Regions from separate parts of the Homo sapiens genome. Here region 2 is linked to region 1. A link is a loop called in an ENCODE intact Hi-C map of the cell type or tissue named here. Cell type or tissue: ascending aorta. All regions are shown on one strand. Links, peaks and the distances in the headings refer to the core of each region. The heading gives the core; the rest is flanking DNA.

The links. Hi-C counts contacts between places; a loop is a spot of excess contacts. Peaks named below come from ENCODE experiments on the same cell type or tissue, not always from the same donor. Only the 100,000 strongest peaks of a DNase experiment are listed, where the experiment ranks them.
Region 2: a loop joins it to region 1, with 3 times the contacts of the local background. A loop is called at or near these places in 1 of 110 quality-filtered maps.

Annotation. Positions count from the first base shown.
Region 1 is chr1:170,407,243-170,424,242 of GRCh38, forward strand. No RefSeq gene overlaps it. Among named protein-coding and RNA genes, the nearest start is that of GORAB, 120 kb to the right of the region's middle. In ascending aorta, for the core only: no CTCF peak of the experiment used is centred there; a DNase peak (open chromatin) is centred at 7,949; H3K27ac peaks cover 3,181 bases.
Region 2 is chr1:170,187,936-170,201,111 of GRCh38, forward strand. The region is part of intron 1 of LINC01681 (long intergenic non-protein coding RNA 1681); the gene reads left to right. Among named protein-coding and RNA genes, the nearest start is that of LINC01681, 20 kb to the left of the region's middle. In ascending aorta, for the core only: no CTCF peak of the experiment used is centred there; a DNase peak (open chromatin) is centred at 8,716; H3K27ac peaks cover 2,332 bases.

The DNA of each region.
Region 1 (17,000 bases), core at 5,999-9,998:
TTAAAGTCATAGTGAAAAGGTCAACTATTGTACTTGAGTTGAAACTGGAAATAACTGAGGGAGTCCAAACATGGTTTTAAGCTATGTCAAGATGGTTTAAGGAAAGAAAACATGAAATAGTAAAGTTACATTCCTGGGTGTATAGGATGTGGCTGTTAGTAATGTATCCAGATTAGTGTGTTGCAGAAAATTGCCCGTTGATCACATGCATCAGAATTCCTTGGGGGAAGCTTGTTGAAACACAGGTTCCTGAATGCCATTGCAGACCCACTGAATTATTTGAGATTTGGATCCCATAGTACCTGCAAATTTGTTTTAATACAATTCCTAAATGATTTTATACCCATTGAAGTTTGAGAACAAATGTTGAAAATGTATAAGGCTTGGCATTTTCAAAGGAAATACTTTTCCCTTTACATTTTAGGAAAGTCATTGCCTTAAGAGACAACATATTTATTCTAATGACATTGCTATTTCTCAATCCAAACTTTTTTTGGAAATACTCCTTTTGTGTTGCCATAACAGCTTCTAAAGCATTCTTTGGTATCTGCTTAGTGGTGCAAATCTGCACTTTTAAAGAGTGGATTTGAACGTTAGCAACTGCCACAGTCATGTAGGAGCATGTCTGGTGAGTGAGGTAAATGACCAAGCATATGCACATTTTCACAATCACTATATTTGTAATGAAAATTGTTAAAATGTTACATTTGTCTTGTTGAAACAAATATTTAAAATGTTATGTTTCTAAACAATCCTGAAAATACATTTATGCATTGCTGTTGTACCAGAAACATGCACACATAGACATCAATTCAAGATGAAGCCTCAAATTTCATCCATGTTGATGACTTTTAAGCACAGATGTTTTAGGATCAAGTTTGTATATAAAATAAAGAAAGCCAGAAGCCACAATGAAGGGGGTTCCTGGGGATTGTATCACCAATTTTTAAATAACACTTTCACTTGGTTATTGTTGCTTGATCTGATGAAAATCTATTGTTTTAAATATCTACTTTTTGTGTACTAATTTCTGTCTTGACCCCACGTTCTTTACTGGGTTCTTGGTTTCTGAGTCCTGGTGCCTCAAAGAAGTGCAGTTATTTGAACAACTCACTACAGATTCATATTCTCCTGGCACCAAGGAGAGAATAGTAGTGACAAGTCATGAGCAAATCAGCATGTAATTTGTTAGGTGTATGAATTAAATGCCATTGCAACTTTCAAGGCCTTCTAAGTTCTAAACAAGTTCACAAAAATAATTTCACCATTACAAAAACAATCCAAACATCTCAAAACAGCTTTCCCTCAGTTAAATTTATTGTCAAACATCTTACAGAATCACTTAAGTTTTCTAAGCCTTAGTCTTGTCATACAGCAAATATACATAATAGTGAAATTGACTTTAAGGAATTTTTGAAAGAATTAAATAAAATAATGCAAGTAAACAGCTTACCATAATGAGTAACACGCTAACTGATCAAATGTTAGCAATTGTTACTATCGGCATGTAAAGCAATTGGCACAGTACTTGGCTTATGTGGTTGAATAAATTATATCTATTACTGTTGTTAATTTTTTAAAAACTAACTGATGAAAAGTCAGATTCTCGTTTTATTGATATGTATTACATATACATATTTTGGGGGCACATATGATAATTTGACATATTCATATAATCAAATCAGGGTAATTGGGATATTTATCACCCTAAATATTTATATTTTCTTTATGCTAAGATATTCTAATTATTCTCTTCGATCTCTTTGAAATGTATAATCAATTAATGTTAACTATAGTCACCCTACTGTTGTACTGAACACAAGATCCTATTTCTTCTGGGTGCATGTTTATACTCATTAACCAATCTCTTTTCATACCCCCTCCTCACTACCCTTCCTGGCCTCTGATAACCATCAATCTACTCTCTATTTTTATGAGATCCACTTTTATAAGTCACACAGATGAGTGAGAACATGTGATATTTGTCTTTGTGTGCTTGGCTCGTTTCACTTAACATAATGACTTCCAGTTCCATCCATCTTGCTGCAAATTACAGAATTTCTTTTTTTATGGCTGAATAATATTTCATTGTAGATAGATAGATAGATCACATTGTATACCACATCTATATACATCTCACATTTTCTTTATCCATTCACCCATTGACGACCACATAGTTTGATTCCATATTTTGGCTATGGTGAATAGTGCTGCAATAAACACAGAAGTGCAGATATCTCTTTGATATATTGATTTTCTTTCTTTTGGAGATATACGCAATAGTGGAATTCCTGGATCATATGGTAGTTCTATTTTTAGTTTTCTGAGAAACCTCCATACTGTTCTCCACAGTGGCTGCACTCATGTACATTCCCAACAACAGTGGGAGGGTTCCCCTTTCTTTACATTGTTGCCGGTATCTGTTATTCTGTCTTTTGATAAAAGCCATTCTAACTGGGGTGAGATAATATCTCATTGTAGCTTTGATTGCATTTCCCTGATGATTAGTGATGTTGAGCATTTTTCATATACCTGTTGGTCATTTATATGTCTTCATTTGAGAAATGTCTATTCACATATTTTGCCCATTTTTAAATCGGATTATTTGTTTTTGTGCTATTGAGTTGTTTTAGCTCCTTATATATTCTGGTTTTGAATCCCTTGACAGATGGATAGTCTGCAAATATTTTCTTCCATTCTGTGGTTCTCTTCATTTTGCTGATTGTTTCCTTTGATGTGCAGAAGTGTTTTAGCTTGATATAATCTCATTTGCCTATTTTTGCTTTTGTTGCCTGTGCTTTTGAGGTCTTACACAAAAAATCTTTGCTCAGACCAATGTCCTGGAGCATTTTCCCAACATTTTCTTCTAGTGGTTTCATAGTGTTAGGTCTTAGATTTAAATATTTAATTCCTTTTTATTTGACTTTTGTATATCGTGAGAGATAGGGTCCTAGTTTTATTCTTCTGCATATGGATATACAGTTTTCCCAGCATCATTTATTTAAGAGGCTGTTCTTTCATCATTGTATGTTCTTGGCTCCTTCTTTGTTGAAAATGAGTTGTAAGGAAGATTCTTTAATCAATAATTTAATTAACTCAGCCATACATCCCCCTAGAGTAGGCACAATACCAAATTATTTAGTTTTTGGACACTCTCTAATGTATTTTCTATCCTAAATAGATATTGTTAAAAGCATAGATTCCTATATGGAGCCTTACTTTTTGGTTAGGATTTGTCCATACATTAAAAAAAAATCACTGCATTCTGAAATTAGCTAAGACTTTAGTCAAGTACTTTCCCACCAGGGAAAAGACAGGAATTAAACTGAGACCTTACGCATTCAAATAAATGTTCGCAAGAGCTAAGGAATGCTTGGTGTGTTCACAACTAGTAAAAATAACCTAGGGTGAAGAAAGATGACTGAGTCATCTCATATTCCAGACCCACTTTTTAAAAATCCTAACTTGAAGGTCAAAAAAGTTCAGTAAACTTCTCATTTCTATTTTTTTCTCCTCCTCTTTCTTCCTTTCTTTGTTGCTTTCTTTCTTTTCTTTTTCTTTTTTTTTTTTTTGTACTGTGCCCTCTGCCCTCTGCAATTCTTGGCTCTTACAAGAGTAGGGGAAAAACTGCCTAAATATCATGAGATAGGTGGCCCTCAGGGGTACTTCTTGTCAAGCAGGAAGTGCCAAAGATCTTGTAAAATGTCCAATACAAATTTTATTTTGCAGACTCTAGAGGTTTGCATCTGGATACACATCTGCATTTTCTGGGTGCTGGGCCAAACTGAAACATTCAGTTTATCCATTGCTAATAAACATGTCAGCAGTTTCTTTGCTCTCACATCTGTTGTGAAAAATGTTATCTTTCCTGAAGTATATTTATTTTGTCTTTAATACCAGCTTTCATGGATTACAAACTCAAGATATGCCTTCAGTTAACAAATTCAAAAGCATATGCTGGAAGGTGCCTCACTAGAGTGATGAGATAAATTAAAGATGTATATTATATCTTAGATTCTGAAGAGGAAATCAGTGTAAGGAATAACGATGACTCTCAGGAAGGTTATGTCAATTGAAACAAGTTGCCTGTTAATCAAGTTCATCTCAAAATCTATTCAAGGTACTCTATGCATCACAGCAATTCGACAAAATGTTTTAAAAATTTATCAGTTGTTTCATTATTAAGGCTGTCTTCAGTCAAGCAGATGACTTCCTTTCCTAAGGAAACCACCCCCAGGTACTTGCTTCTCCTTCTATATTCTCTAGAATACTTGCTTTACCCAACTCACTGATAGTGGGGCTATTAGAGAATCAAATGAGGTTTTGCTTATTCAGATGTCTGAAAAAGAAAACTGTAAGTTATTATGTGAATGAAAAATAATTGCCAATATTTCTTCCTCTTTTTATTTTTTCATTTTATCTCATAGTCAAGTGTATTCATTTCAAGAATTCATTCCATCCTCAGCAATTCTATCTCCTTGTCTTCCCTTATTAATCGCTCACCCTGTCAAAATATTTAATCGGTGGGAAATTGTTATCTCTCTCATATAGGTAAAAATTGCATTTTTGGAAATTCACCAGTATGTAGTTTAAACAAGCAAGTAAGAAAATCTTAGTATCAAATGTATGGTAATGTGATTAGGGCTGTCAAAGGCATATGTGTATCCTCTTCAGACTCTGATGTTATGGATATTCCTAATACCATATACCACCCTGTCGAACCCAAAGCTACTTTCTGCCCAACTGGGCAATAGCCAATCTCTGCTAAAGTCAGGGAGGGAATGGTGTGAAATTCCTTAACCTGTCACCTGTTCCTTCAGCAAACTGTGAACTCATTTATGAAGTTATTTGCTAAAGGATTAGAGCAATATCAGAAAGAAATGTACCATTGAAGGAATGGTGATGCGTTAATAAAAGAAAAATCAAAGATCCAATAGAGAGGATCAAAAAAGCCAAAAATGTATCTTCTAAAAGTCTAATAAAATTGATCCACTTTTGGTAAGATTAAAGGGAAAAAAAGGAGGCACAGATGAATAATATTATGAATACAAAAGAGGACACAACTGGAGAAGGAACTCCGTTTAAAAAGATAGCAAGAGACTATCATTAAAGCCTCTGTGCCAATAAATTTGAGGAATTAGGTGAGCTGCACACATTATTAGAAAAATGTAACTTAACCAAATGACAGAAGACATAAAAATCTTGAAGAACTTTTTATTATTAAAGGAATTCAATCCAATTAAATCTTCTCACAAATAGAGCACCTGGTAAAGACATTTTCAGATAAATTAGATCAAATATTTAAGAAACAGGTAATTTCAATCTTACACAAAACTTTTTCAAATAAGAGAAAAAGAGGAAAACTGCCCAACTCATTTTGTGAAGCTTGTTGTAGCCAAGATATTCTTAAAGAATTATATTGAAAGGACTCACCACACCAGAAATCTTTCCTTAATATAAAATTAATCTAATAAGTAAATATGCTATTGGTACAGATATAAACACATAGCCCAGTGGAATGAAATACAGAGCCCCAAATAAACTCAGCCAAATATGGAAACCTGATATATAACAGAGCTTTTGTTACAGATTAGTGAGGAAAGATTAGACTGTTCAATAAATAGTAGTGGTCCATTTGCCTATTCATAAGAAAAAGAAGATTATATCTCATACTACACAGTCATACAAAATCCATATAGCTCTAGAGAAAAATTTTACAGTTTTAGAAAGAACTAGCAGAATAATTCGTGAACCCAAGGCAGAGAAGGATTTCTTAAACAAAATTTTTAAAATGCTAATTATGAAGAAAAGTAAAGAAATTTGACTATATTAAAATTAGGAACTTTTGAACATCAAAAGGAAACCCCAAAAAAGTAAAAAAGTCACAAATTCATAGACAATATTTACAATACATTATGAACAAAAAGCCTAGAATCTAGAATATAAAAAGAACTCATATAAATAAACAACAGAAAGACAGACCATTCAATTTCTTAGAAGTAGGCAAAATGCATGAATATGCATGTTCATATATTAAAAGAGGAAACAGGAATGGCCTGTCTGAATGTAAAAATGTTCAACTGCATTAATAACTAGGGAAATGCATATTAATATTATGAATGAGATAAAATTTCACACACCCAAATTAGCAAAAAACAAAAACAAAAAACAGTTGGATAAATCCAAGTTTTGGAGAGATTGTGGAGTAATGGGAATATAAATGGTACAGTGACTTCAGGAAACAGTTTTACATTACCTAATAATGTTGAGGTATAATGTTGAAAATACTTATAGCCTATAATGTAAAAATAAATTTATTCTTTTATACTCTGGAGAAAATATTTAATGAATAAGCCAGGAGACATGAATAAACATGTTCATAACAGCAATTTCTGTAAAAACAAATAACTGAGAATACCCAAATATCTATCAGTCAAAAGTAGAAAGTATGAATAAGTTGTGAAATAGTCATATAATGGAATTCCTTACTGCAATGAAAACTAATTAAGTAACATGTATTGATAAGCAATAATTTAACAAAATAGTAAGCAGGAAAAGCAAGTCACAAAAAGCTATATATATATATATATGGTGCCATGTTTTTAAACCTCAACAAAAGCAAAACTAAACATCTCTTAGGGGCATATGCATAAATAGTAAAATTATAAAGAAAAGCAATGGAATAATAAATATTTGGAAGGGAGGCAGGTGCAATCAGGAGGAGCCTATAATGGCTTCAACAACATCAACAGTATTCTATTTCTTAAACTTGATGGTGTACACACAAGTGTTTGTATTATCATTTGTTAAAACTACACACATGCATATATGCAAGAGTTACAGGGATGAAGTTGATTGATGTATTATTTTGTGTGTATTTATTTCAAACGTAATAAATATAGAAAGTAAGAGAGAAGATAAAAGTGTCAAGAATTTAGGATGTATTAATAGAAAGAAGATGTTAAGCTCAGGAGAACTTAGCAGGGCACTTTGCACCAGGACCTGGATAGACAAAAACATGCCAATCAATGACTAAGGGCAGTAAAGAGGTGACAATGAGCATCAAGGTTATTTAGTCCTCTCGGAGAGCAATTTTGAACTGAAGCCAAAAAGGTGTTGAGTAAGGAGCTAAGACAGAAGTATCTAAAGAGAGGCTGAATTTGGCCGGGTGCAGTGGCTCACTCACGCCTGTAATCCCAGCACTTTGGGAGGCCAAGGTGGGCAGATCACAAGGTCAGGAGTTTGAGACCAGCCTGGCCAACATGGTGAAACCCCATCTCTAATAAAAATAAAAATTAAAAAATTAGCTGGGCATAGTGGTGTGCGCTTGTAATCCTAGCTACTCAGGAGGCTGAGGCAGGAGAATCGCTTGAACCCGGGAGGCGGAAGTTGCAGTGAGCCGAGATTGTGCCACTGCACTCCAGCGTGGGCGACAGAGCGAGACTCCATCTCAAAAAAAAAAAAAAAGAGGCTGAACTTAAACTGGAGGTATGGTGAATGGGCAAGAATGACAGTGAGGGTGAAATAAACAAAGTCTTAATTTCAAGAGAAATTGGCATCATCAACAGGAATTTGGGAATTCGGGAACTCTTTCCTGTGGGAAAGCTGCATCAGAACACTGTTGCCTTTTAAGAATCCACTACAAACATTTCTATTCATAAGGGATCAAATTTTATGTTTATGTGGACCTGGAGTGTATAAAACACATTCTCAAGATGGTCTTTTATAGAAATGAAGTAAATAGACTAAATAGTGATATGTGAGTTTTCTCCTCCAGAAGTAGTAAAATAATCTTTCTATAAGGTTTTAGAGGACAGCACAAAAACACTTATTAGACGACCAAAGAGGGAAAATGAGTAAATCACAATCAGAATACTTTCATTCAATGTTTATTTTCAGACAACTATGTGAGTGAGTTTGAAGCTTGGCCCAGATGCTGAATAGACTCATGACCTTGGCAAAGTCACAGCATTTCTCTGTGCTCCAATTTTCTCAACTGCAAAATACAGAGTTAGGCCTTTGCTTTCTTCAGTATTTTCTAGTTCTAACACTTCACAATGCTAAGATTCATAAATTTAATAATTCAATTCCAATTGTGGTTTCCCTATTCATACAGAGAAGCTAAAAGAGAAAGATGCCCAAAAAAACTTTTACTTCCCCAAATTTCCCGTCTTTCAGTTTGGCTTAAAGAGACCTCCTCTCTATAGAAGAAGCATGTGCTGGCAGCCCAAAGGGCGATCATCTGCTAGCCTTTAAGTCCTGTCCACCTCTACAACATCACTGGAAACTGGGTACTTTATTCCTAAAAAACATTTTTGGGACTGGTGCACTGCTGGCTCAGCCTACAGCAACTCTCCATCTAGAAAGTGCCCTTCCAAGTTAGCAATAGAGGGCTCTTTGGTTTCAGTAAAGAATGCTTGAAGCTGAGGGTGAGAGTAACATATTTTTTTTTCTCTTTTACCACATGAATTTTTGTTTTTATGGCCTTCAGAAATGAAGCAATTTTTAACTTAAAAGCAAATATTTTTACTGCTCTTAAAATGCTAGCATTTGAAAACCAATATATACTTGCTGGCAAATAACATGGGAAATAGACATGCAGAGCCTTAATAATGATTGAATACATAAAGTATTTTTCTTTTGTTTTTATGTGACAGCTGGATGAGTTTCAACTTCCTGCTCACAGCACAGGCTCTGAGCTTCTAAATCTGGGGGTTTTCCTTTTCCTATCCCCCGCCCCTCCCCATCTCCCCATCCCCTTCTTGCCTCCTCCTTCCTTTTTGGGAAAACACAAATGTTTTTGATTACATAATAGCTGCAAACTTTATATCTCCCACTTCAGTTGTTACACATCATAAACAGGGGAGTGAACTTCAGACTCCATTAAGACAAAGGTTGGTCTGGATTGTTGGGAGGCCTTTTATGTTGGTATGGTGCGGGGAAAACGTTTCTTTAGAAAAAGGAAATATAATAGGCCTGGCTAGAGACTGCACTGACTACTAACCACTAACCACTCAGCCTAGAGAATGACAAAAACCTCAATTATGGTCAAGGCAAAAGTGAAGCCCGGAGTTCAGAACCAATACAGCTCCTGCAGGATTCACTTAACCTAATGGGAACTTAATATGTGGGAACCAATAAACATCAAAATGTTAAGCAAGGATAGAAAGAACCTGCATAAAAACACTGAGCATTGTGCACACCATATTGATTCGAATTCTCTCTTCTTTAATCTGGAATTTTCTTTTACATTTTCATTTACAAATAAGCTTCTGTTATTGCCATAGTGCCCAAGTAAACAATTTGGAACCTGAAAGGGCAAGACAGCACTTCTCATTCAGCCATCTACAAGTATTTATTGAGCACCTACTAGGTACCAGGCACTGTTCTAAATTCTTTTGCTACTTCAGTGAAAAAAACGGACAAATGTCTTTACTGGAGAAGACAAAGGCAATTTTAAAAAGCAGCATGAATAAGTTTATTATAGAGTATTTTAGAAATGATAAGTGTTATGGAACAATAGAACAACAAAGAATTATGTGGGAATACTGGCTCAGGTAGAGAGATGTGATTTTAAATAGGGTGGTCAGTGGAGGCTATGTTAAAACAAAAGTGACGTGTGATCCAAGGCAACGTTGAGTCATGGGAGAAGGGAGGATAGTGGTGTTTCCATATTTGAAAAAAATAACTGTTGGATAACATCCTCGTTTTTATTGTTTCCTTGGTAAATTTTTATGCTATCTGTTTATGTGACTCCAAATGATTGTCTTTTTACCTTACTTGTGAGTACATTTAATTCAATGTAACACAGTCATTCTTTAGTGAGCCTCTACTATACACCCAGTACTGTTTTAGGTGTTGAGGGTGCATCATTAAGAAGAAAGGTGAGATCTTTGTGGTCCTGGAACTTCCATTCTAGATAGGAGAGGCAAACACATAAAAGAACAAGATGATTTCAGGGAGTGGTAAGGGTTATACAGAAATAAATAGACTAACAGCAGGTAGCTGGAGGGACATCCCTTGATAGAGTGGTCAGGGCCAGACTCTCTGGCTTGGCCCTCAGATCTAAAGAAGATTATAGTGGACAGGTAAAGAGTTTTCCAAGTATAAAGAATAGGAAGTACCAAATCCATGAGAGTGAGAAGGGCAATCCATTGATCTGTTCTAGGAACAGAAGAAGGCCAGTGTAACCAGGGAAGGGAAAGTGGCAAGAGATCACAGTAGACACTTATTATGAGTTGAATTTTGTCCTTCAAAAAGATGTTGAAGCCCTATCCCCTGTGAGTGTGATTTCATTTGGAAATAGAGTCTTTGCAGATGATCCAGTTAAGATGAGTTCATTAGGACATGCCCTAACCCAGTATGAGTGGTATCCTTATAAAAGGAAAAAGTTGGACTCAGACACATACACAGGGAGAATGCAGCGTGAAGATGAAGGAGGATATTGGGGTGATGCATCTATAAGCCAAGGAACTGCAAAGATTGCCAGCAACCACCAGAAGCTGCGGAGAGGCATGGAACAGATTCTCCCACATTGCCCTCAGAAGAAACTAACCCTACTGAAACCGTGATTTAGAACTTCTAGTCTCCATAACTGTAAGCTAGTCACTCAGTTTGTGGTACTGTGTTACAGCAGCCCTAGCAAATGAATGTGAACAAGGACAGATCCCTAGACATTTAGATTTTAGTATATGTTTAAATAGATCATACTGATGTTGCCATGTCGTCATGGCAGTGCAATCAAGGAGAGCCTGATGATTTCTCCCCGAAAGGTCAATAGAGCTTTACTCTTTATCCATTAAAGACCAACCATCATACATAGGAGAGCTGACTTGATTTTTGAGTGTTGTTAACATTAGTATTTTTTAAAGTACCTTTTTGGATAGAGGTTTTAAAAAAACTAACATGCAAATTATGTAATATATAATTTAACCCCTTTTATGATTCAGAAGTATCCATTTCAGCTCACAAAAAATTTAAGCTCTCCCTCTCCCTCTCCGTCTCCCTCTCCCCACGGTCTCCCTCTCTCTCTCTTTCCACGGTCTCCCTCTGATGCCGAGCTGAAGCTGGACTGTACTGCTGCCATCTCGGCTCACTGCAACCTCCCTGCCTGATTCTCCTGCCTCAGCCTGCCGAGTGCCTGCGATTGCAGGCGCGCGCCGCCACGCCTGACTGGTTTTCGTATTTTTTTTGGTGGAGACGGGGTTTCGCTGTGTTGGCCAGGCTGGTCTCCAGCTCCTAACCGCGAGTGATCCGCCAGCCTCGGCCTCCGGAGGTGCCGGGATTGCAGACGGTGTCTGGTTCACTCAGTGCTCAATGGTGCCCAGGCTGGAGTGCAGTGGCGTGATCTCGGCTCGCTACAACCTCCACCTCCCAGCCGCCTGCCTTGGCCTCCCAAAGTGCCCAGAGTGCAGCCTCTGCCCGGCCGCCACCCCGTCTGGGAAGTGAGGAGCGTCTCTGCCTGGCCGCCCATCGTCTGGGATGTGAGGAGCCCCTCTGCCTGGCTGCCCAGTCTGGAATGTAAGGAGCATCTCTGCCCGGCCGCCATCCCATCTAGGAAGTGAGGAGCGCCTCTTCCCGGCTGCCATCCCATCTAGGAAGTGAGGAGCGTCTCTGCCTGGCCGCCCATCGTCTGAGATGTGGGGAGCGCCTTTGCCCCGCCGCCCCGTCTGGGATGTGAGGAGCGCCTCTGCCCGGCCGCGACCCCGTCTGGGAGGTGAGGCGCGTCTCTGCCCAGCCACCCCGTCTGAGAAGGGAGGAGACCCTCCGCCTGGCAACCGCCCCGTCTGAGAAGTGAGGAGCCCCTCCTCCCGGCAGCCGCCCCGTCTGAGAAGTGAGGAGCCCCTCCGCCTGGCAGCCACCCCGTCTGGGAAGTGAGGAGCGTCTCCGCCCAGCAGCCGCCCCGTCCGGGAGGGAGGTGGGGGTCAGCCCCCCACCCGGCCAGCCACCCCGTCCGGGAGGGAGGTGGGGGGTCAGCCCCCCGCCCGGCCAGCCGCCCCGTCCGGGAGGGAGGTGGGGGGTCAGCCCCCCGCCCGGCCAGCCGCCCCGTCCAGGAGGTGAGGGGCGCCTCTGCCCGGCCACCCCTACTGGGAAGTGAGGAGCCCCTCTGCCCGGCCACCACCCCGTCTGGGAGGTGTGCCCAACAGCTCATTGAGAACGGGCCATGATGACAATGGTGGTTTTGTGGAATAGAAAGCGGGGAAAGGTTGGGAAAAGATTGAGAAATTGGATGGTTGCCGTGTCTGTGTGGAAAGAAGTAGACATGGGAGACTTTTCATTTTGTTCTGTACTAAGAAAAATTATTCTGCCTTGGGATCCTGTTGATCTGTGACCTTACCCCCAACCCTGTGCTCTCTGAAACATGTGCTGTGTCCACTCAGGGTTAAATGGATTAAGGGCAGTGCAAGATGTGCTTTGTTAAACAGATGCTTGAAGGCAGCATGCTCGTTAAGAGTCATCACCACTCCCTAATCTCAAGTACCCAGGGACACAAACACTGCGGAAGGCCGCAGGGTCCTCTGCCTAGGAAAACCAGAGACCTTTGTTCACTTGTTTATCTGCTGACCTTCCCTCCACTATTGTCCTATGACCCTGCCAAATCCCCCTCTGTGAGAAACACCCAAGAATGATCAATAAAAATAAAAATAAAAATAAAAATTAAATTTGAGTGTGATGGGATGTAGGAGGCATTGGAAGTATAAAAATAAACGAAGCTGTGCTCTTGATTATCTTAGAGTCTGATGGAGAAGACAGATACATAAGAAATAGTATCAATCTTTGGCAGGGAATAGTAAGTAGAGGTATATATGGGCTCTATAGGAGCACAAATGAAGGACTCAGTGGTGTTTTTGTGGTGGAGCTGATACCTGAGCCAAGGACTGAAAGTGAATAACCATCTGCCAAAGAAAGAAGAAGCATCACTCCAGAAAAAAGGGAGAGCCTAGCACACCCATAGATGCACAGTCAGTTTCTGTGACTGGCTCCCCTAGAAACAAAAATGGTGACAGAGACCTGATGGCGAGAAGAGGGGCCTGGTCCCGAAGGTCCTCAGATGGCCAGCCAAGGCCCTTTACTGCTCTGTAGGCAGTGGGGATCCACTGGAGAGACGTAAGATGAGACGCACATTTGTCCATGTATATCAATCAGAGCTCTTCGGTTGCAAACAGCTGAAATCAACCCCAACTAAAAAGGAATTTTTAGAATTGAAGGAAAAGATGAAGAAACAGGACTTGGGAAGGATAATTTAAAGCAGCCCCAAGACGGAGATGGCAGGATGGTAGTGGATAGCCTCATCAAGGATGCAGCAGTTACAACTGTGTTCCTTGACAAAAAAAGTTATTTTGCCAAAATAACACATGTATAATACATGTGTACAAAACATCAAATGATATTACAGCAATTATATTGTAATAATTAGGAAAAAATCCCATCCTGATTTCAACTCCAAAGAACTACTTTGAACCATTTTATCGACTTTTCTTTCTAAAATGTATTTCTGTATTTGTAAGTTTAAAAAATGCTTATTCTGCTAACCAGAATTAAGCATAAAAACATCATTTTGTCAGCCATATGGAGAATAAGTTAGGGAGAGTGGTGGAAATAGAAGTGGGAAGATTAGTTGGGAGGTTACTAGGGTAGTAGAGAAGCAATTGTGTCTTGCTTCTATGGCTCTGAATAACTCCAACATTTACACTATTTCCAAATAATGCACACTGTTTATTTTGAATATAAGCAAGATGGTTATGACAGGATGAAATGTTTATTTATCATAAATCAAGAAATTAGGTCTATATCCAAAATAGTTGTAATGCAGGCAAAGCATGAATATATATTTTAGGGTTGAAAGAAATCCCTTTAACAGCAAAAGAAGTTTGGAATATATGGTTTTCTATCTTGTTTACCAGCAGAAATGTGGGCTGAAAGCTTTCATTTATTGACTGGGTAAACTTTTCAAGAAAAATGAAAACAAGCCTTTAATTCATATATTTAAACATGTTTAAAACACACACAAATATAAATATATATGCATGAAATATAAATATGTGTATATATCTGTATATATACAAAATATATCTATTTGTGTATATATATTTCGTATATATACACGTATTTGTATTTCATGCATATATATTTGAGACTGGGTAATTTATAAAGGAAAGAGGTTTAAATGACTCACAGTTCCACATGGCTGGGGAAAACTCAGGAAACTTAAAATCATGGTGGAAGGTGATTGCCATGCCTTCTTCACATGGCAACAGAAAAGAGAAATGAAGTGTGAGCACAGGAGAATCTGCCACTTTTAACACCATCAGATCTTGTGAGACTCACTCACTTTCAGGAGAATAGCATGAGGGAAACCAGGTTCCTCCCTTGACACATGGCGATCACAATTCAAGATGAGATTTGGATGGGGACACAGAGCCAAATCATATCATCTGTATACAATGTATATATATTATTTTCATAATCTACACCTTTGCCTTGATATATTCCTGAATTTTGGATCCCCAAACAATGTTAACCATTTAGATTCTGAAAGTCAGCACCAATCTGGATGACCACCGAAATTAATTAACCATCTGCTTCTGTAGGGTTTTGCTAGTGACAAACGGGGAAAAAAAGGACAACTGTGGTCCTAAGTTAGCCATTTCCTTATCTATTCTGCTAGACTTTTTCTTCTGAAGTCTTGATTATTTAAAACCTTATAAAGTTTTTGGACAAAATCCAGAACATGAAAAATTCCATAGGACAAAACACCAGATTTCTTCAGTGAATAAATGGCAAAGAAAGAGAACAAGGAGAAACCCAAAGTTTACAAGAGATATGAAACATAATCACTGCATTCAATATGTGAACCTTGTTTGGATCCTGATTCAGACAAAACAATTGATCAACTATTAAAAAAATACATAAGATAATCAGAAAAACATAAAGAGGTTTGATTATATTGAGGAAATTTTCTTACTCTTCATGGATGTAAAAATATTTTACTTATGAATTTTGTTAATGATACTTACGTTTTAAAGATACTTAAGAAAACTTTTTTTTTTTTTTGAGACAGAGTCTCACTCTGTCACCCAGGCAGGAGTGCAATGGTGTAATCTCGGCTCACTGCAACCTCCACCCCCCGGGTTCAAGTGATTCTCCTGCCTTAGCCTCCCAAGTAGCTGGGATTACAGGTGCCCGCCACCACTCCCAGCTAATATTTGTATTTTTAGTAGAGATGGGGTTTCACCAGGTTGGCCAGGCTGGTCTTGAACTCCTGACCTCAAGTGATCCACCCACCTCGGCCTCCCAAAGTGCTGGGATTACAGGTGTGAACCACTGCGCCCGGCCAAGAAAACTTTTTTTTAATGAGATGACATGATGTCTGGTTTGCTTCATGATAATTGGATGACAGGAGGTAAGAATACAGATGAAACAAAAGTAACTTGAGTTGATGATTAGTGAAGCTGGGGTAGGAGTGGGGAGGCTCATTGTGTTAGCCTCTCTACTTTTGTACATGTTAAAATTATTCATACTAAAACATTAAAAATGTTTTTTAACATACGAAAATCTCCCTTATCCATGGTTTCGCTTCCTGTGGTTTCATTTACCTGCAGTCAACCATAGTCAGAAAATATGAAATGAAAAATTCCAGGAATAAACAATACACAAGTTTTAAATAGCGGCCATTCTGACTAGCATGATGAAATAGTGTAGCATCCCACTTCATCCCTTCTTCATAACAGGAAAAAAGATGAGTATAGTACAATAAGATATTTTGAAAGAGACCACATTCATGTAACTTTTATTGTAGTATATTATTTTAATTTAGTATTTTGTTATCCATTATTGTTATTAATTTCTTATCCTGCCTAATTTATAAATTATACTTTATGATAATTTCCTATGTACAGGAAGGAACACAGTATATACAGGGTTTGATGACATCCATGGGTTCAGGCATCCATTAGGGGTCTTGGAACACAATCCTTATAGGGGTGATTACTTCCAATACTATGTTGAATAGGAGTGGTGAGAGAGGGCATCCTTGTCTTGTGCTGGTTTTCAAAGGGAATGCTTCCAGTTTTTGCACATTCAGTATGATATTGGCTGTGGGTTTGTCAAAAATAGCTCTTATTATTTTGAGATATGTTCCATCAATACCTAGTTTATTGAGAGTTTTTAGCATGAAGGGGTGTTGAATTTTGTCAAAGGCCTTTTCTGCATCTATTGAGATAATCAGTTGGTTTTTGTCATTGGTTCTGTTTATGTGATGGATTCCATTTATTGATTTGCGTATGTTGAACCAGCCTGGCATCCCAAGGATGAAGCCGACTTGATCATGGTGGATAAGCTTTTTGATGTGCTGCTGGATTCGGTTTGCCAGTATTTTACTGAGCATTTTCGCATCAATGTTCATCAGGGATATTGGCCTAAAATTTTCTTTTTTTGTTGTGTCTCTGCCAGATTTTGGTATCAGGATGATGCTGGCCTCATAAAATGAGTTAGGGAGGATTCTTTCTTCTTCTATTGTTTGGAATAGTTTCAGAAGGAATGGTACAAGCTCCTCTTTGCACCTCTGGTAGAATTCGGCTGTAAATCCCTCTGGACCTGGACTTTTTTTGGTTGATAGGCTATTAATTACTGCCTCAATTTCAGAACTTGTTACTGGTCTATTCAGGGATTCGACTTCTTCCTGATTTAGACTTGGGAGGGTGTATGTGTCCAGGAATGTATCCATTTCTTCTAGATTGTCTAGTTTATTTGTGTAGAGGTGTTTATAGTATTCTCTGATGGTAGTTTGTATTACTGTGGGATCAGTGATGATATCCCCTTTATCAATATGTATTGCGTCTATTTGATTCTTCTCTCTTTTCTGCTTTATTGGTCTGGCTAGCAAGGGGTGATTACTTATCTGAACATAGTACAAAGTTTTTGGAAAATAATTTAAAACATTAAACTCTATAACCTAAATTGCTATAGGGCATTGTTATAAATATATCTCCAGCTAAAGT
Region 2 (13,176 bases), core at 6,337-10,336, 220 kb before region 1:
AACTCCTGACCTCAAGTGATCTGCCTGCCTCGGCCTCCCAAAGTGCTGGGATTACAGGTGTAAGCCAATGCACCCAGCCAGTCACTATGCCTGGCTGAAAGTTTTTAACATGAAGGAATGTTGAATTTTATTGAAAGCCTTTTCTGCATCTATTGAAATAATCACGTGGTTTTTGTCTTTAGATCTATTTATGTGATGAATCACATTTATTGGTTCGCATATGTTGAACCAACCTTGCATCCCAGGGATGAAGCCTACTTGATTGTGGTGGATTAGCTTTTCGATGTACTGCTGAATTCAGTTTATAGAGGGTTTTTGCATCAATGTTCATTATGATTGGCCTGAGTTTTCTATTTTTGTTGTATCTCTACCAGGTTTTGGTATCAGTATGATGCTGGCCTCATACAATGAGTTAGGGAGGAGTCCCTCCTTTTCAATTTTTTGGGGATAGTTTTAGTAGAAATAGTACCAGCTCTTCTTTGTACCTTCAGTAGAATTCAACTGTGAATCCATCTGGTCCTGGGCTTTTTTTGGTTGGTAGGCTATTACTGCCTCAATTTCAGAACTCATTATTTGTCTATTTGGGGAATCAGTTTCTTCCTGGTTCAGTTTTGGGAGGGTGTATGTGTCCAGGAATTTATCCATTTCTTTTAGATTTTCTAGTTTATGTGCATGGAGGTGCTTACAGTATTCTCTTGTGGTTGTTTGTATTTCTGTGGTGTCAGTAGTGATGTCCCTTTTATCATTTCTGATTGTGTTTATTTGAGTCTTCTCTTTTTTTCTTTATTAGTCTAGCTAGCAGTCTATTTTATTATTTTTTTCAATAAATCAACTCCTGGATTCATTGATTTTTTGAAGGCTTTTTTGTGTTCTGTCTCCTTCAGTTCAGCTGATATTTTTTTTTCTTGTCTTCTGCTAGCTTTGGGGTTTGTTTGTTCTTAGTTCTCTAGTTCTTTTAGTTGTAAGATTAGGTTGTTAAATTGAGATCTTTCTAGCTTTTTTGATGTGGTCATTAGTGCTATAAATTTCCCTCTTAACAATGCTTTAGTTGTGCCCCAGAGATTCTGGTACATTGTATTTTTGTTCTCATTGGTTCAATGAACTTCCTGGTATTTGCCTTAATTTCATTATTTACCTAAGAGTCATTCAGGAGCAGGTTGTTCACTTTCTATGTAATTGTATGGTTTTGAGTGAATTTCTTAATTTTGAATTCTAATTTGATTGTGCTGTGGTCTGAGAGACTGTTTATTATGATTTCGCTTTTTTTGCACTTGCTAAGGAGTGTTTTACTTCTGGGTATGATCAATTTTAGAGTAAGTGCTGTGTGGCAATGAGAAGAAAGTATACTTTGTTGTTTTTGGGTGGAGAGTTCTATATATATCTGACAGGTCCACTTGATCCAGAACTGAGTTCAAGTCCTGAATGTCTTTGTTAATTTTCTTTCTCAATGATCTGTCTAATATTGTCAGTGGGATATTAAAGTCTCCCACTATTATTGTGTGGGAGTCTAAGTTACTTTGAAAATCTCTAAGAAATTGCTTTACAAATCTGGGTGCTCCTGTATTGGGTGCATATATATTTAGGATAGCTAGATCTTCTTGTTGAATTGAACCCTTTACCATCATGTAATACCCTTTGTTTTTGATCTTTGTTGGTTTAAAGTCTGTTTTGCCAGAAACTAGGATTGCAACCCCTGCTTTTTCCTGTTTTCCATTTGCTTGGTAAATTTTCCTTCATCCCTTCGTTTTGAGCCTGTGTGTGTCATTATGTGTGAGATGGATCTCTTGACAACAGCATACTGATGGTCTTGCTTCTTCATCCAGCTTACCACTCTGTGTCTCTTATCTGAGGCCTTTAGCCCATTTACATTTAAGGTTAGTGTTGTTACGTGTGGATTTGATCCTGTCATCATGTTGCTAGCTGGTTATTTTGCAGACTTGTTTATGTGGTTGCTACATAGTGTCACTGGTCTGTGTATTTTAGTGTATTTTTGTATTGGCTGGTAATGATTTTTACTTTCCATATTTAGTGCTCCTTCAGGAGCTCTTGCAAGGCAGGCCTATTGGTAACAAATTCTCTTCACATTTGCTTGTCTGAAAATAATCTCATTTCTCCTTTGCTTATGAAGCTCAGTTTGGCTGGATATGAAATTCTGGGTTGGAAATTCTTTTCTTTAAGAATGTTGAATTCTTAAAGAATTGGCCCCCCATTTCTTCTAGCTGGTAGGGTTTCTGTGGGGAGGTCCACTGTTAGTCTCATAGGCTTGCCTTTGTAGATGATATGGCTTTTCTCTTTGGCTGCACTTAACATTTTTTCTTCCATTTTGACCTTGGAGAATCTGATGATTATGTCTCTTGTGCATGATATTCTCATGAAGTATCTTACTGTGGTTCTCTGCATTTCCTGAATTTTAATGTTGGCCTGTCTTGCTAGGTTGGGGAAGTTCTCCTGGATGATATCCTAAAGTATGTTTTCCCACTTGCTTCCATTCTCTCTGTCTCTTTCAGGTACCCCAATCAGTCATAGATTTGGTCTCTACATAATCTCATATTTCTCAGAGGTTTTGTTCATTCCTTTTCATTTTTTTTCTCTATTCTTGTCTGCCTATCTTATTTCAGAATGATGGTCTTCATGTTCTGAGTTTTTTTCCTGCACTTGGTCTATTCTGCTATTAATACTTGTGATTGCATTGTGAAGTTCTTGTAGTGTGTTTTTCAGCTCTAACATGCTGGTTATGTTCTTCTTTAAACTGCCTGTTTTGGCTGTCAGCTCCTGTGTTGTTTTATCATGATTCTTAGCTTCTTTGCATTGTGTTACAACATGTTCCTTTAGCTCAGCAAAATTCATTATTACCCACCTTCTGAAGCCTAATTCTGTCATTTCAGCCATCAGCCTCAGCCCAAAGGCTCAGCCTCAGCCCTTGCTGGAGAGGTGTTGTGATCATTTGGAGGAAAATGGGGACTTTTTGAGTTTACAGCATTTTTGTGTTGATTCTTTCTCATCTTGGCGGGCTTATCTACCTTTGATCTTTGAGGTTGCTGATCTTTAGATGGGGTTTTTGTGGGGTTTTGTTGTTGTTGTTTTCTCTTTGTTTGTTTTTCTTTTAACAGCCTGCTGACTCTTCCATAGGGCTGCTGCAGTTTGCTGGGTGTCTGCTCCAAACCCTAGTTGCCTCAGTTTTTCCCATACCTGGAGGCATCATCAGTGAAGGCTGCAATACATCAAAGATGGCAGCCTGCCCTTCCTCTGGAAGCTCCTTCCCAGGGAAGTACTGACCTATCGCCAGCTGGAACACACCTGTAGGAGGTGGCTGGAGACCCTGGTTGGGAGGTTTCACCCAGTCAGGAGGAACAGGATCATGGACCAGCTTAAAGAAGTAGTCTGGCTGCTTTTTGGTAGAGCAGCTTTGTGGTGTCGGAGATCCCTTCAGTGTCTGATGGGTTTGGGGTCTACCAAGGCCCTCAGGCTGGACCAGCTAAGAAGCTCGAATAACCACAGTGGTGGCCTGCCCTGCCTCTCAGGCACTCTGTCCCAGGGAGAACATGGGCAGGGGTGTCTGAAGGCCCTGGATGGGAGGACACACCCTATGAGGAGGAGTGGATTGGGGGTCCTGCTTAAAGAAGCAGTCTGGCCATGCCTCCACAAAACAGCTGTGTTGTGGTGGGGAACTGCCTTTTCCCCTGTCAGATTGGACTCTTTAAAGCCCACAGGCTGGAATGGCTGTCATCCAACCAACCCAGGTGGCAGCCTTCCCCATCCCCAGGCACTCTATCCCAGGGAGAGATCAGCACTCTTTCCCTAATACCTGCTGGCAGGCATGGCTGTAGGGTCCAACTGGGAGATCCTGCCCATTGAGAAGTGGGTCAGGTCCCTGCTTAAAGAAGCAGTCTGCCAATGATCTGGCAAAGCCGCTATGTTGTGCTGGTGGGGAGACCCTTCCTCGTTCAGACTGTCTGGACTCTCCAAAGCCCAAAGGCTGGAACTGCTGAGTTGACCAAACAGCAGAGATGGTGCCTGCCCTTCACCCCCAACCCCCGACCGGGGCTCTGTCCCATCTCAGACCTATTCCATTCTGTTGCTGGTAGCTACCAAGCTGGGATTCCAAGCCAGTAGGTCTTATCTGCTCAGCTCCCTGGATTCTCAGCTCCCTGGATTCTGCCCCTTCCTAGCGTGCATGCAGTTGTCCCACCTTGCCTGAGTTGCAGACATGTTTGTTGGGGTTCCTGAGGCCAGAGTATCTAAAGCTCCTGGGTCTCTCTGCGTGCCTGAGCAGCTGCTCTGCCAAGACTCCACACAGCTCTGTGGGTCAGAACCAAGATTCTGATAGCGTGGGCCACAGGGGGATCTCCTGATCTGCAGGTTGCCAAGATCAATGGGAGAAGCATGGTTTCCCAGCGTCGCACAGTCACTCACCACTCCCTTTGGGTGTGGTTGGGGGTTCCCTTGGCTCCATGTTGTTCCCAAGTGGGCCATCATCCCACCCTGCTTTTCTTTGTTCTCTGTGTGTTGAATTGTTTCCCTAATCAGTCCCTATGTGAGAACTTGGATATTTTAGTTGAAGGTGCTGTATTCACTAGCCCCTTTCATTTCTCTCTGTGTTGCTGTAGACTGCAGCTCCTCCTAATTGGCTATGTTGGCCAGAAGTTCTCCTATTTTTACTTTTTTGAGAAACTTTCATGCTGTTGTTTATAATGGCTGTACCAATTTACATTCCCACCAATAGTGTATAAAAGTTCCTTTTTTCTCTACATCCTCTCCAGAATTTATTGTCTTTTTGATAATAGCCATCCTAACTAGGGTAAGATGGTATCACATTGTGGTTTTGATTTTCATTTCCCTGATGATTAATAGTGTTGAGCATTTTTTCATATACTGCTTGGCCATTTGTATGTTTTCTTTTGAGATATGTCTTCTCAGATTCTTTGCCCATTTTAATGAGATTATTTGTTTTTTGCTGTTGAGTTGTTTGAGCTTCTTGTATATTCTGGATGTTAGCCCCCTGTCAGAAGAATAGTTTGCAAATATTTTCTCCTATTCAACAGGCTATTTGTTCACTCTGTTGATTGTTTTCTCTGCCGTGCAGAAGAGTTTTAATTTAATATAGTCTAATTTGTCATTTTTTTTCCCACTGCCTGTGCTTTTGAGATCTTAGCCCTCCCTAAGATCTTTGTCTAGATCAATGTCCCAGAGCATTTCCCCTATATCTTCTTCTAGTGGTTTTATAGTTTCAAGTCTTACATTTAAGCCTGTAATCCATTTTGAGTTGATTCTTTGTATACAGTGTGAGTTTGGGGTCTAGTTTCATTCTTCTGTATATGTATTTCCAGTTTTCTCAGCATCATTTATTGAAGAGGGTGTTCTTTCCCCAGGGTATGTTCTTGGCACCTTTGTCAGAAATCAATTGGCTGTAAACATGTGGACTTATTTGGGGGTTCTTTATTCCGTTCAGTTTTATCTACATGTCTGTTTTTATACAAATGTCATGCTCTTTTGGTTACTATAGCTCTGCAGTATATCTGGAAGTCAGGTAGTACGACACCTCCAGCTTTCTTCTTTTTGCTCAGTATTGCTTTGGCTGTTTGAGCTATTCTGTGGTTCTATACAAATTTTTGGATTGTTTCTCTACATCTGTGAATAATTTCATTCATATTTTGATAGAGATTGCATTGAATCTGTAGGTTGCTTTGGGCAGTATGGTCATTTTAATGATATTAAATCTTCCAATCTTCAAATTCTTCCAAAAAACGTGGGATGTCTTTTCATTTGTTTTTGTTCTCTTCAATTTCTTTCATCAGTGTTTTGTAGTTTTTCTTGTAGAGGTCTTTCACCTCCTTGGTTAAATGTATTCCTAGGTACATTTGTTTGTAGGTATTATAAATGGGATTGCTTTCTTGATTTCTTTCTCAGCTAGTTTGTTATTGGTGTATAGAAATGCTACTTATTTTTACATGTTAATTTTGTATTCTGCATCTTTACTGAACTTGTTATCAATTCTGACAGTTTTATAGTATAGTCTTTAGGGCTTTTCTATATACAATATTATGTCATTATGTCACCTGCAAAGAGGGACAATTCAACTTTCTCTTTTCTAATTTGAATGCATTTTATTTCTTTCTCTTGCCTGATTGCTCTGATGAGGACTTACATTGCTACATTGAATAGAAGTGGGGAAAGGGAGCATTCTTGTCTTGATCCAGTTATTAAAGGAAAGGATTTCAGCTTTTCCGCATTCAATATGTTGAGCTATGTTCCTTCTATGCCTAGTTTGTTGAGAATTTTTATAATGAAGGATGTCAAATTTTGTTAAATCCTTTTTGTGTATCAATTTAGATGATCATAAAGTTTTTGTCCTTCATTCTGTTGATGTGATGTATCATGTTTATTGATCTGCATACGTTGAACTATCCTTACATCCCTGGGATAAATCCCACTTGATCATAGTGTATTATCTTTTCTTGATGTGCTGTTGGTTTAAGTTTGCTAACATTTTATTGAGGATTTCTGCATCTATTTTCATCAGGAATATTCGCCTGTGGTTTCCTTTTTTTTGGTGTATGTCTTGGCCTGATTTTGGTAATGGGTGATGCTGACCTGCTAGAATGAATTAGAGAGAATTCCCTCCTCTGCAATTTTTTGGAATCCTTTGAAGATAATTGGTGCTATTTTTTCTTTGTAAGTTTGATAGAATTTGGCAGTAGAGCCATCCAGTCCTGGGCTTTTCTCTACTGGGAGATTTTTTATTACTGATTCACTTTCATTACTCATTATTTGCCTGTTTGGGTTTTCTACTTCTTTCTGGTTCAATGTTGTACATGTCCTATAATTTATTCATTTTCTCTGGGTTTTCCAGTTTGTTAGCATGTAGTTGTTCATATTACATATAATATGTAGTTGTTCTTATTACATGTAATTTTTCATATTATATATAACTACCTGTTAGCATGTAGTTGTTCTCTGATAGTCCTTCGTATTTAAGTGGGATCAGTTGTAATGTCTCCTTTTTTGTTTCTAATTTTATTTGGACCATCTCTCTCTCTTTTTATTATTAGTCTAGCTAGCAGTTTATCAATTTTATTTATCTTCTTAAAAAAACAACTTCCCATTGACCCTTTGTATTTTTTTAAATCTCTGTTTAGTTCTGCTCTGATCTTTATTATTTTTTTCCTTCTGCTAATTTTGAATATGATTTGTTCTTGCTTTTCTATTTCCTTGATGTGCATCGAGAGGTTCAGATTATCTTTAAGAGGAATGGCCATTCTGAAGAGGGCTGGGGCTGGTGCTAGATCTTGAGATGATCCCACTGGCAGCAGACCTCTGGTTGAGAGAGCTAGACCTCTACTGGAAAGACTAATCCTGTGGCCAGGCCTGAGGCAAATGCTCACCATACAAGAAGATTATCCAGAAAGACATTCTGAGCCTTTTCTGATCAAATCCTGGACCTGTCCTTTCTTGGTCTTTCACTCTCTTTACTTGTCTTAAAGAGATTTATCATCTCTTCTTCATTAACATAGTGTATTATTAAATCACTCCTCTCAATATGCACTAAGGAGGTATTTAATAAACTTTTATCTTCATTTGAGTATTTATAATCCATTTATTTAGATTTAAGACATTTCAAAAATTGTGTAAACGTAATTTTTGTTTGTTTGTTTATTTAAAGAAAATATGTGTGGTAATTAACTTAACCACACAGGTAACCTGAACTTTAAATTGTTTGGTTTTTGGTCTATTCACTCTGTCTCAGAGAATACTACAGAAGAGTTGACTTTTCTTTTTGTCATTTGAAATTTGATGAAAGTATAGGCCCCTTTTCTGGATAAACACACACATACACACACACACACACACACACACACACAAATAATTTTATATATCGATTTAAGATAATTGCTATAGTACAAATCATTACAGTGGTAAAAATATCATTTATATTGAGTTTCTTTTGCAAGCTTATAAAATTCCCTAATTTTATAAATAGTATGTATATTAGAAGATATCTGTAATCTTGAAACTTAGAGATGGAGCTGACTTTAGAAAGTTCTAATTCAACATCTAACTCAGACTTTTGATGTTAAGTAATAATCGTACATATGTATTGCTATTTGCTAGGCACTTCCGTAAATGCTTTAAATATACTAAATTCTCATAATATTCCTAAGAGATAGGTACCATTTTCATCTTGTTTCACAGAACAGTAAATTGAAGCATAAAAAAATGTAAGTAACTTACCAGAAGTTACATAGCTAGAGTTGAACCTTGGCAGTGTGAGTCTCTGAGATCCTCATCACCATGCTACATTGTAAAAGAACTATACCAAGACCTCCTGGAAGAGGTTACTTCTGCCCCCTCTAAGCATCTGAGGCCTGATGCTGTCTCTGAGTACTTTCTGGGATTTCCATATTTTGCTCTAGGCAACTCTTCTCACTTCCATATTCGAAACCTGCCATATGAGGTTCTAAAAGTAAGGACAAATTGTCACAGAATGGGTCCTATCTAGACCCTGCTCTTTTATTTTAATTCTGAGAAAAGAGTATCAATTCAGCTATACAGAACCCAAGTACCTTTTCTTTCTCAACTCCAGGAGTCTGCTCTCTGTTGGTGCTAAATATGGGCAAAAAATGTCAAGTTATGTAGAAAGGACTCTTGTATAAACCTTTTGGAGTGATGGATGGCTGCTTGGTAGTGACAGTGCAATAATGGCTTCCCTGAGTCATTGTGCTATGCCTGGGAGAAGTGAGAAGTCAGGGACAACTGGTCTCAGAGAGGGAGCAGTTCTTCAGCTTAACTTTGTATGGATCAAGTTCTTCATTCCCCATGACAGGGATTATATTTCAGTGGTCGCTAATTTGAGGACAGGATCCAGACAGAGATTAATGAGAAACCCTAACCCTCTCTGGAATGTGAGCAGAGCCTGGGACTGCAGAGCTTGGTTCCAGAAAAACTGGTTTAAGAAGCCAGAAGCCCAAATTGTCTAAAGTAGGATATTAGACCCTTGGCTAATGAAAGATGAGCACCCTGAACATAGGCCCTGGTCTGGGGCTTGGTGTGCAATGTTCAGATCATGCTCTTACCTTGTAAGTTCAATCCTGTGATGATCAGCAAGAAGGTGACTCAGTATACAAACAGGCATATTTAAATTTTAAATTTCCCTGAAACATCAGGATTATTTAAAATCTAAAGCGTGATGATCATGGCCCCTCCTTCAGAGAAGCATGTAAGAAGATTAGTTTCAATTTTTGGTGTCCTCTTTCAAGCTGATAACAGGAAGGACTTGATTCATTTGTTCAATTTTTCATTCAACCATAAACTGACAAGTATTTTTTTGGTACCTATGCCAGGCATTATGCTAGGCACTGGGGACACAAGTAACAAAGTGATTTAAGTAACTTGAAAATTTGGTAAAGGGTGGACATGAAATAAACATGCACTCAAATAAATGTATAATTTTATTTATTTATTTATTTTTAGACAGAGTTTCTCTCTGTCACCCAGGCTGGAGTGCAGTGGCACAATCTCGGCTCATCGCAACCTCCATCTCCCAGGTTCAAGCGATTCTCCTCCCAAGTAGCTGGGACTACAGGCACATGCCACCACTCCCGGCTAATTTTTGTATTTTTAGTAGAGATGGGCTTTCACTGTATTGGCCAGGCTGATCTCAGACTCCTGACCTTGTGATTTGCCTGCCTCGGCCTCCCAAAGTACTGGGATTACAGGCATGAGCCACTGTGCCTGGCCCATAAATGTATAGTTTTAATTGTGTTAAATGCCAAGAAAGATAATAATGGGAGTAGGAGCATCTAATTTATGTTTGAGGCTCTAGGAAGATCTTTCTCCTTAGTAAATCTTGAATCCTTTGGGGATCCCACTTAGGGAAGGTTTATGAAATGAGGACTGCTGGGATCTGATGGGATCTCCATAAATATCAGAGGATATAAGTGGATTTGGAAGCGGAATAATTTTCCTTTCTGGTCTGCACATTCTCTCACACCATACATTAGCCAGGTATGTGTTATTCCCAGTTTCATTCCGAGCACCTAGACACAATGGCTAGCATGTAGTAGGTATTCATTAATGTTAATTGAATAAATGAATAACTTAAAAGCCGACATTCTTTTACTTGTCTGTTTTTGTTTAAGTTGTTCAGGGCAGAGCTGAAAGTAGGAGATGGAATCATATCATAAGTCCCAAACCGGGAGATGACCTACAGAATATGTGAAAAGCTTGTGAACAATACCAGAGAGAAAAGGATAGTGAAGTCAAAGTCCAGTTGGAAGGAAAAGAAATTATCTCATATTGAGACTTACAGATCAGGATGAGGCAACAGGTTCCTGCCAGTAAAACTTTTCATTCCAGCCTTAGTGACTATCATCTAGGCCTTCATGCCAGGATGGCAGAGAAATGCTGTCTCTGCTCTTCAGTGCCTTTCAACAGACTTTCAGTTATGAGATGAACAAATTCTGGGAATCTAATATATTGCATGGGTGGTGAGGGATGTATTAATGAATTTGGTTGTGGTGATACACAGTGTTTACAAATATCAAGTCATCATGTTCTACACTTTGAATATATACAATCTATTTGTCACTTAAATATTTTTATCAAGAAATAAAGAAAATGAGAAGGAACCTCTTCAACTCTGGAGATACCAATGAATCAGGTAATGGCAGAATGAGGAGGAAGGAGAAGTATGGAGAGTTTGAAACAGAGAACAATGAATAAAATGTCTTTTCCTTTTTTTGTCCTTAATAACAAACTTTCTAAGATAAAGTTTATTTTGGTTTAACTTTAGATAACCCTATTGATATAGCCAAGTTTCCACAGTAATGTCAACAGTAGAATTGTGCAGGCTCTGAAATGAGGGATAATGTGGAAATGATCACTGGCTGGGATAGGACATTGTAATCCTTGCCTAGTCTTCCATCTAAAAGTAGTTAACTTACTTAGCTTCAGTGGGCAAAGATCTCTCCTTTCTTTCCTCACTCTTTAAGTCCTTGCTAGCCATATTCCATCCTCTGTGATCAGTTGCTTGGGGATGCCAGAAGCAGGTTGTCTCTCTACCTCAACTTCAACTTTCCAATAAGTAAGAGTACCCAAGTTCTACCCCACGCCACTTCTCTCCCTCATCTTTAACTTTAGGAAGGCTTGAGTAAAGCTAGAGGCTCACAAGGACGTGTGCTCTCTGGGCCCTTCCCTCTTTACTGTTCCAGGAATGGCCAAGCACACCCTGGTCTCCAGGGCTTTGCCTTTGCTGTTACCTCTGCTTGGTACACACATAGTATACACCTTTCACTTCCTTAGGGTCTCTGCTATAAAACTACTTTCTCAAAGAGACCTTCCCTGATTCTCCCCTTTCCTCCTCACTTGCTGTATTTTTGTATGGGTAGCCTCGGGGGGAATGGATATATCTGTTTATCTATCTACTCTAGAATGTGGGCTCTGGAAGGTGTTGTGTCCAAAGAAAAACTTCCCCTTCACTCTCTAAAGGTTTGCTGAAACTCACTGACACGAGGCAGATTAATAGGCGAAAAGGCATACAAATTTATTTGATCATAGTTTCATGTAGTGTAGATATCCTCAGAATGAAGATCCAAAGATATAAAGGAAATTGTTTATTTTTATGCTTAAGTTCATGAGACAGAACCATAGATAGTAGTGTAGAAATATGATTGGGCCAAAAAAGGCATGACCTAATGCTAGCAGACTGAATGGGGAGACCCAGCAAAGCTTGTCTGGATTCTTCTTGGCCTCCTGAGCATGTGTTCCTTCCTCCTGGATATGGGGCAAAGCCCTCTCTGGAATGGGGACCTATGACCTATAGTCAAACAACGTAGATTAAATAATTTCTTTATGGGCAGTTTTTACACAGAAAGATGAGGGGAAAGTTACAATAATAGTTTAAGGTTTTATGGCTGGCTTTGACGAAAAGGGGTTCTCCTTTCCATGAACTGCCTTGGGGAAGAGGGATTTTAGTTTCTATGGGTAGCCTCATGGGAAAATGGGACTGAGAGACAGGAAGGAAGAAAGGTCAGAGAAAAACTTTTGCTTCTGAGGCTGCCTTCATTTTGGGGTATTGCTTTTGAGTCCCAACATGACATTGCCTTTGCATTTTTATTGCTATTCAGCAGAATGCTGTCACATAGATGGTCAATACATTTTTGCTGAATGAATTACAACCATCAAGGAGGTATGAAACCAAATCAAACCAAACCAAATAACCAAAATCTTACCTGTGAAAGCAAAGATATTAGCACTAATACTGAACAAATTCCTACATATTTACTTATATTTTATGTCCCAGTTATCAGGCTTCCTCATGGATTCCTTTATTCTCACAGTACTAAAGCTCAACCAGCCTTCTTGCATTTCCACATATACTCCCAGCCCCTGAAAGCCTTCCCTACTCTTACAATTCCAGGAAGGACTAACAAAACAATACATCTGGTGACCCACTTAAAATAGGCCACATTTAAAGCTGTCCTGTGTTAAAGGGGACTCTCTTAAATGGACCACCCTGAATGTTACATGAGATGGTGTCTTTCTGCCAATAAGCTTAGTAGTGTTTTATAAATAAAAAGATGATGTTAGGGAGAAGGGTTCTTCCCCCCTCTTTCTCTTTGTCTCTGCCTCTGTATGTCTGTCTTTTAATTCACATAGAGAATTTTATTATATAAATCTTCTGCTAATCTATGCAATGACAAAGCAATTTCAACCCAGGAAAATGATTCCACTCCCTTGCCTCTTACGTGAAATAAGACTGTTTCAGTTTTGTGAAAAACTAGGGCAAACTAGATTCTACAGAAGCAGCTTTTCTAAGTGAGAGTAGATCCTCTAATCACTTCTTGGTTCCTACAGGACTTCTGCTGGGTCCCTGAAAGAAACCTCACATTCAGGACGGAAAACGAAACATAGGCTAGTTGACAGCTGCTTCAAGAATGCAGTTGCTGGCTATCTCCTGACAGGGGGTTCTGTTGTGCTTTGAAGAATAATATGAAAATTCAAGCTCAGAATAAGCTACTGTAATTTGAAAATTAAAACTCCACCCTAAACCTTCATCAGCATCTGAAGCCAAATCCTTTTAGATGTGCAGGAGGGATCTGTTTACTTTGTATGAAAAATCATTTTCTTCTTATTAGCAAGCTCCAGGGTTTCCTGATGATCTGAAGGGCTCTTGCCTCT